2 separate regions of the Homo sapiens genome follow, and region 2 is linked to region 1. A link is an interaction called in ENCODE POLR2A ChIA-PET data of the cell type or tissue named here. Cell type or tissue: GM12878. All regions are shown on one strand.

What was found. Peaks named below come from ENCODE experiments on the same cell type or tissue, not always from the same donor. Only the 100,000 strongest peaks of a DNase experiment are listed, where the experiment ranks them.
Region 2: POLR2A ChIA-PET joins it to region 1 with 5 read pairs; 1 of 35 experiments calls an interaction of 5 or more read pairs at or near these places.

Annotation. Positions count from the first base shown.
Region 1 is chr3:17,177,883-17,181,882 of GRCh38, forward strand. All of the region lies in intron 20 of TBC1D5 (TBC1 domain family member 5), which reads right to left. Among named protein-coding and RNA genes, the nearest start is that of PLCL2-AS1, 130 kb to the left of the region's middle. RefSeq lists an enhancer at 1,991-2,040. In GM12878, no CTCF peak of the experiment used is centred here; DNase peaks (open chromatin) are centred at 2,159 and 3,808.
Region 2 is chr3:17,800,883-17,804,882 of GRCh38, forward strand. No RefSeq gene overlaps it. Among named protein-coding and RNA genes, the nearest start is that of TBC1D5, 60 kb to the left of the region's middle. In GM12878, a CTCF peak has its summit at 2,393; a DNase peak (open chromatin) is centred at 2,309.

The DNA of each region.
Region 1 (4,000 bases):
TGTGTTACCATCATTCTACTCTTTATCTCCATGAGTTCAATTGTTTTTATTTTTAGATCCCTCAAATAAGAGAGAACATGAAAAGTTTGTCTTTCTGTGCCTGGCTTATTTAATATAATGACCTCCAGTTCTATGTTGTTGCAAATGACAGGATCTCATTCTTTTTATGGCTGAATAGTGCTCCTTTTTTTTTTTTTTTTTGAGATGGAGTCTCGCTCTGTCGCCCAGGCTGGAGTGCAGTGGCGCGATCTCGGCTCACTGCAAGCTCTGCCTCCTGGGTTCACGCCATTCTCCTGCCTCAGCCTCCTGAGTAGCTGGGACTACATGCGCCCACCACCACGCCTGGCTAATTTTTTGTATTTTTAGTAGAGACGGGGTTTCACCATGTTAGCCAGGATGGTCTCGATCTCCTGACCTCGTGATCCACCCACCTCGGCCTCCCAAAGTGCTGGGATTACAGGCGTGAGCCACTGTGCCTGGCCTAGTGCTCCATTCTTTATATATACCACATTTTCTTTATCCATTCATCTGTTGATGGACACTTAGGTTGCTTCCAAATGTTAGCAATTGTGAACAGTGCTAAAAAAACATGGGAGTGCAGATATCTCTTCGATATACTGATTTCCTTTCCTTTTGAGTATATACCCTGGAATGGAATTGCAGGATCATATTTTTAGCTCAATTTTTAGTTTTTAGGAACCTCCAAACTGTTCTCTATAGTAGCTGTACCAATTTATGTTCCCACCAACAATGAACAAAAGTTCTCTTTTATTTATTTTATTTTTTTAGAGATAGGGTCTTGCTCTCTCACCTAGACTGGAGTGCAGTGGCATGAGCATCCGCCACCTCCTGGCACAAGTGATCCTCCCAGCTCAGCTTCCTGAGTAGATGGGACTACAGACATATGCCACCATGCCCAACTAATTTTTAATTTTTTTTTTTTAATAGAAACTAGGTCTCCTCTGTTATCTAGACTGGTCTTGAACTCCTGAGCTTAAGCAATCCTCCTGCTTCGGCCTCCCAAAGTGCCAGGATTATAGGCATGGCCATGCTGGTCAGGGTTCCCTTTTTGGAGACGTCATCTTGATATGTTGCACAGGCTGGAGGGCAGTCGCTATTCACAGGCCGGATCACAGCACACTGCACCCTCGAACTCCTGGCCTCAAGTGATCCTCCCACCTCAGCATTCCCAGTAGCTGAGACTATAGGCACGTGCCTCCAACATCAGACTCCAGAATCTTCATTTTTAACAAGATCTTCAGGTGAATTGTATCTTTTCCTCCTATAGAGGACTCTGCTACCCGCAATAAAAAGCGTATTTAAAATTCTTAAAAATAATCACGAAACTCTTTTTTCATAGTGTAGTTGACAGAGAGAAAGCTGTCTGGTGATCACATTTTCTTCCTCACTTTTTCAAATGTCATTTGTTAATTGCCCTATTGAACATTTCCAAAGATATTCATTGAAAGTTGTTTTTATAAACATCAGAAAATTAAGTTTATAAAGTTCTTATGGAGGCAAATAAACTGATGTTCAAAACTGGCCTCCTTTTTCAGCTAATTCATGCATAAATATTATGACAAGTACAAAATCAGTTACGATGGGTGCAATAAAATAACAAGATTTGAAATCCTACTGCTGATTCAAGTGTGGCCTCAGTAGACTAATCAGTGAAAGAGAAGCCAAGGACTAGATTCAGGTCTGGACTCTCGTTGCCAGCTAGCTGGAAGCGTCACTCACCCTTCCTGGGCCTTGGCTTCCTCATCTGCAAATAAAGAACAGCTAGGTTGACTTCTAGGGCTTTTACATCTTTAATATTCTACGATCCTATGAGCTACAGTACTCTCAACAGAAGCATGGGAAATCAAATTTTCCTTCATTAATTGCATTTAACCATCTAATTATCTGTATGACTCATCAATGAAAGGGCAAGCTGCTGGAAACCAAGGTGTCCAAATACCAAACAGATGAATGGAAACACTTCCATTGGGAGCAGGAGGGTATGGGCATTAGAGCCCAGAAGGATGAGCAGCTCATGTATTCCCTGTAAACAGCTGGCAGCTCAGCCCAGCTGCTCACAGATCAGACTAGCGTAGGTTGCTCACCCACGTGCAATTATGTGTGAAGTACGGCATATCTAAAAATAGCCTAAGCTCAGCCACAGAGATTAATACTGTCAATGGCTTTCAACTCACTGTCAGGATGACAAGGAGAGTAACCATAGCAACAGAAAAATCAACATGTAAAAAACCTCTTCTAAAGCTGACAGGAAAAGTTTAGGTTTAATAAAACATATTTTCAATTCCTGTCTCTAAACCTTTGAATTCAAATAATTCCATCACTTGGAGGTAATAAAATTAGAATTTTGGTAGTTTTGGCAACACAAATGGCCTTCTAGTTTTGGGTTCCAAAACTGTGAGGAAATACTGTTAACCTGTCAATTTTATTATCTCTATAATTAAAGGGCCATTTGACCAAATGTCATTAAATAATTTTTAACTGAAAGGATTTTCTCTACATTTGTTCTGCTATCAGTTATAAAAACAGCCTTAAATAGTACTTGACATTTTAAGATACTTATTGCATGTGTGACAAAAACATAGGGCGATATAGTAATAGCAAAGATAGAGAAGCAACCTAAGTGTCCGGCATTGGATGGATGACTGGATAAAGAAAATGTGCTACATATATAAAATGGAATACTATTCAGCCATAAAAAGAATGAAATCATGTCTTCTGCAGCAACATGGATGGAACTGGAGGCCATTATGCTAAGTGAAACCACTCAGAAATAGTCAAATTCTGCATGTTCTCACTTACAAGTGGGAGCTAAATAATGTGTATATATGGACATAGAGCATGGAATAATAGACACTGGAGACTCAGAAAGGTGGGAGGGTGGTGAGGGATGAGAAATCACTTAATGGGTACAATGTACACTATTTGGGTGATGGTTCCACTAAAAGCCCAGACTTCACCACTGTGCAGTATATCCATGTATCAAAAGCGCATTTGTACCCCTTACATTTACACCAAAAAAAAAAAAAAAAAAGAAAAGAAAACATAAGGTGTGATGGAGTTCTCTCGATATGAATGGAACTTTGCGAAAATAATTAACATTAGGAAAGGATCTGGAGAAGTAACTCCTAGAGTAAGTTTCTGAGACAGCTCTCACAGCCACCTCAGTAGCCTGTACCCCAGTGCATAATGGAGGCTCAGTGGCCCTCATGTCACTAAGTGCCCCAGAGGCATCATTAAGTTCTGACATAGCTATTCTTGCTCAAGGAGCTCACACACCTCATCTTAGAACTAGCACATCCCAAATTCCAGCATCGTTTTGCATCATTTGATAGAGGAATATTCAGTTGGGTACTGGGAAATGTGGTACTAGTCCAGCTTTTCAACTAACCAGTTGTAGACTCTGGACAAGTTATTACTCAGCTCTACGGCCATGGGCTGGAAGAGTCTCTCAGATTCTTCCCTGAGAAGAGACAGTTAAAGAGTTAAAAGGAAAGATGAGATGACTTGTGTTTAATACCCACTTTGGGCCATTCCTGATACTAGGGTTTAAAAATATTTTTTGGCAAGGAACTGGCAAGATAGATGGAAATGTCAAGTACATATGTGTCGACATATGAGGACACATTCATAAGCAGGCTGAGTTAAGGGACAGGGCCTGGGTTCAACCCTAGATCTGTTTGATGCCTCATGAGGTTGTCTGTTTCTCAGACACCACTTCACCACCCTTACAACTGGCTCTGCCTGCTACGTATACAGGTTGACCCCCCAGTGCTAGTTACATGCACTGAAGCCATCCACAGATTTTCAGGGCATGTCTTCTATTTTCTAAGCATAGAAGATTAGGTCCCTTGGAAAGTCCCTCTATAACCTTCCTTTTACCTAGGCAACCACTGTTAACAGTATTTTCAGGCCAAATATATACCATTTTGCCATCTGTTTTTATCACCTAATAATCTATCACTAATATCTACTTATATTA
Region 2 (4,000 bases), 620 kb after region 1:
TAAAGCTTTTTTATTCCTATAGAGCCTCTACATGTAATATTCTGTCTCTCTGAGATGAGTTCTTATTTTTCTGCTTTATCTGGTCAGCTCCTACTTATCCTTTAGCTTTGACCTCAATTTTAAACTATGTAATCAATCTTCTGTTATTGCTCCTATTAGGTCAAATTCCTTTATTATGTGTGCTTCCATGGTACCACATAGCTCACATTCATGGCCCTTATCAATGCTGCATTTTTAATTTATTTATAGTTATTTAACTAATACCTGTCTCCCTATAAAGCTGTGTGCTCTAGGGTAAGAGTCAGCATTTTTTTCTGCAAAAGACCAAATAGTAAATATTTTAGACTCTGTTGCAGCTACTCAACCCTGCTGTTGTAGTGCAAAAGTAGTCACAGACAAAATGTAAACAAGTGAGTGTGGCTGTGTTTCAATAAAACTTGACAAAAAAATGTAGTGAGCTATATTTGGCCCATAGCCCTGAGGTTTTTCATACCCCAATTGAGGACATCAGGCATTGTTTATTTTGCTTACAATTATATCTTCAGTCCCTAGCACATTACTTTATTCACGGTGGGTAGGAATACAGTTGCTGAATGAATTAATGAATTCTATTCATTTTGATACAAACAGACTTTGGCTATTCTGTTTCCCCCATATTTATTCAAACCATTTATACTCTCAGGAATACCTTCTCCTAATCCAAATTGTATGTCACATCTCAAGACTCGTCTTGCTCACCACTCTTTTCATGAAGCTTCTATATATGATTACTCGAGTTTTCAGTATTGGGGTATTCCAAACTCTAATACAGTAATTTTCTGTACCCGTAACTTGACTAAATACACTTGTGATAGGATTTTACAGTTCAACAAGGCACCTTCCCAAAGTTTGACACTTTGGATGAAACTCTCCTGAGTCCTGCTTGTTCCTGGGGAGTCAGAGAGGAAAAAAATAGTGAGAACCAAACACAAAAAATAAGTTGACAAATTATTCTGCTGCATATGTCAACGAGAATGCCCTACACTGCGACAAGTACTAGTGCTTGGGTAAGATGTGGGCCCCCAAATTCAGAGGTCAGGACAGTCTTCACTGAGGAGATGACATTTGAGGTAACTTTTTGAAAATTCACATATTACTTATATTTGGTTTAGGATAACACCAGGTACTTACTTTGATTCCCTTCACCTCCCAACTTTTTATTATGAAAATTTTCAAGCATAAGGGAAAGTTGAAAAAAAAACCAATTCAGTGAACACCTCAATACTTATCACTAGATTCAAAAATTGTTTATATTTTTCTATATTTGCTTTATCTTCTCTGTGTACTTTTCTTATGACCCATTTAGAAGTAAGTTATAGACATCAACCATTCTATCTTAAACAATTTATGTGCATTTACTAAAAAGTAAGAACATTCTCCTACATAACCATAAAACTATTAGCAATTCTTTCCTTCATCTAATATCCAGGCCATATTCAAATTCCCCACTTATCACACAAACTGTCTTTTTAGCTGCATTTTAAAAAACCCAAGATCCAATCTACTTGACTATTAAGTGAGTCTAACTCTTAAAAAATATAGGAATTCTTAAATAAGAAGTAGATTAAAAGTTCACGCTAGAGAATAGCAGGTGCAAAAACATGGGAGCTCTCTTGATGGAGTAGCAGAGCAATATTCAATTACCTAACAGCCAACAGAATTGGTGGAAAATGCCTTTGAAGGAGAATGAAGAACCAGATCATGAATGATCTTCAGTATTAGGCAAAGGAACTTTGAATTCGTTCTTCTGTTGAGGTGGGTTTTATCATCCCGTAAATTTTGACAGTGTCAAGGCTGAATAGTAAACTGTGGGAACAAGCTCACTAGCATGATATTCATTAGCTTTAGTCTCTTTTTACCTAACCCCCTTCACTGCAGCATCTTAGATTATCAGATTTTTTAAAGCAGCCCTCTCCGACTGTTGGTTTAAGCTGAACACATTCATGTATTTTTCAAAGAATAGAGAGTTTCACTTATTGTTAAAGGGACGTCTAGGCATATTCTTCCAGCAAGGGACTGATTTGCCTCTCAAAGGTTACCCTGACAGTCTTAGATAGCATATGGCCACAGTGGAACTTGACCCCTTTCTCTGCTTTATGGAAGCCTGTCACAGGGGAGTTTATCACAGTCCTTCAAGGGCCAGAACCTACATTGTACTGGTTATAAATAAGAATAACCATTTGCCCCATCTGATGTGAAAGTGGAAGTTCTTTGAACCAGTTACAATTACATTGTCATTGATGTGAAAACCACAACTCATTCAGCATTTCCCTCCTTTATTTATATAGTTGGAGACTCAAAGGCCAGCGGAGGTTAAATTACTTATCTGGGGTCACAGCGCTAGGCAGTGGCGAATAACTGCACTTCAGTGGGCATGACTATGTGCCAGTCACTGAGCTCCATGCTGTATATAGAGTATCTCTCTGGAGGGGTTACGTGATGAACTCAGATGGCATCAGATATGCAGGGAACTGGCAGTAGCTTTTCTCATGGTCCCCCAACACCTAGAGTAGCTGTGACAATGTCCGCTTGCTGGTTGCTATTTCAATATTTTTCAGTTCTAGGCATATCCTTTGAGTTTAGTCACTGAGTCCATTCACATGACAACTTCTGATTATAATCTTTTAGGGTAAAGCTTAGCCTCTTGGATTTCCTTCTTCTCCTCTCTTAAATATGGCATTTGGAGGTTTGAGGGGAGGGAAGAGTAAAGGGATCCTGGAATCCATTCTGTCTTATGTTGGATTTCTTAGAAGCAGACCTTGAGGTTAGGATTCTTTAAAGAAATACTCTGGGCCGGGCACGGTGGCTCACGCCTGTAATTCCAGCACTTTGGGAGGCCGAGGTGGGCGGATCACGAGGTCAGGAGATCGAGACCATCCTGGCTAACACGGTGAAACCCTGTCGCTACTAAAAAATACAAAAAATTAGCCGGGCGTGGTGGCGGGCGCCTGTAGTCCCAGCTACTCGGGAGGCTGAGGCAGGAGAATGGCATGAACCCGGGAGGTGGAGGTTGCAGTGAGCCGAGATTGTGCCACTGCACTCCAGCCTGGGCGACAGAGCGAGACTCCGTCTCAAAAACAAACAAACAAAAAAGAAATACTCTGAACCAGGTCCTGGCAGAGAGTACTAGGGGACTTCTAGGCCACAGGTTACAGAAAAGTCCTGTATCTTAACCTAGTCATCATGTGAAAATTCAACAAGTTGTTCACAGCATTTCTGCACTTTTATGTATGTATGTTATATTTTTTAAAACTCTGTCCAAAAAATGTCAAAAAAATGCTATCTCTCCAGCTACACATTTTTTTCTGGCTACTTCTTTCTTTAGATTATATGAATATAGGAGCAACTAATTTTTAAAGTATTTGTGCTACAACAGTATTTTTTTTTGTTTTTACATAACAGGATTCTTGAAATATAATTTATGTCACATAAAATTAAGTTTACAATTCAGTGATTTTTAGTATATTCACAAAGTTGTATAACCATCCCTACTGTCTAATTTTATAATTTTCAACATCCCAAGAAAAAGCCCCATGCTCATTAGCGGCCACCCCCACATTCACTTCTTCCCCCAGCCCTGACAACCACTAAACTATTTTTTGTATTTATGGAATTGCCTATTCTTGACATTTTATATAAATGGAACCATAGAATATGTGGTCATTTGTAACAGGCATCTTTCACTTAGGAAAATGTTTTCAAGGTCCATTTATGTTGTAGCATGTATCAACACTTCATTCCTTTATTGCCAAATAATATTTCATTCTATCGATATGCCACATTTCGTTTTTATCTATTAATCAGTGATGGACATTTGGGTTGTTTCCACTTTTTGGCTATTATAAATAATGCTGCTACATTCAGATACAGGCTTTTATGGGGATATGTGTTTTCATATCTATTGATACTTAACCAAATAGAAACTTCAACACTTGAACATTATAAAATAGTCTTCCAGTTT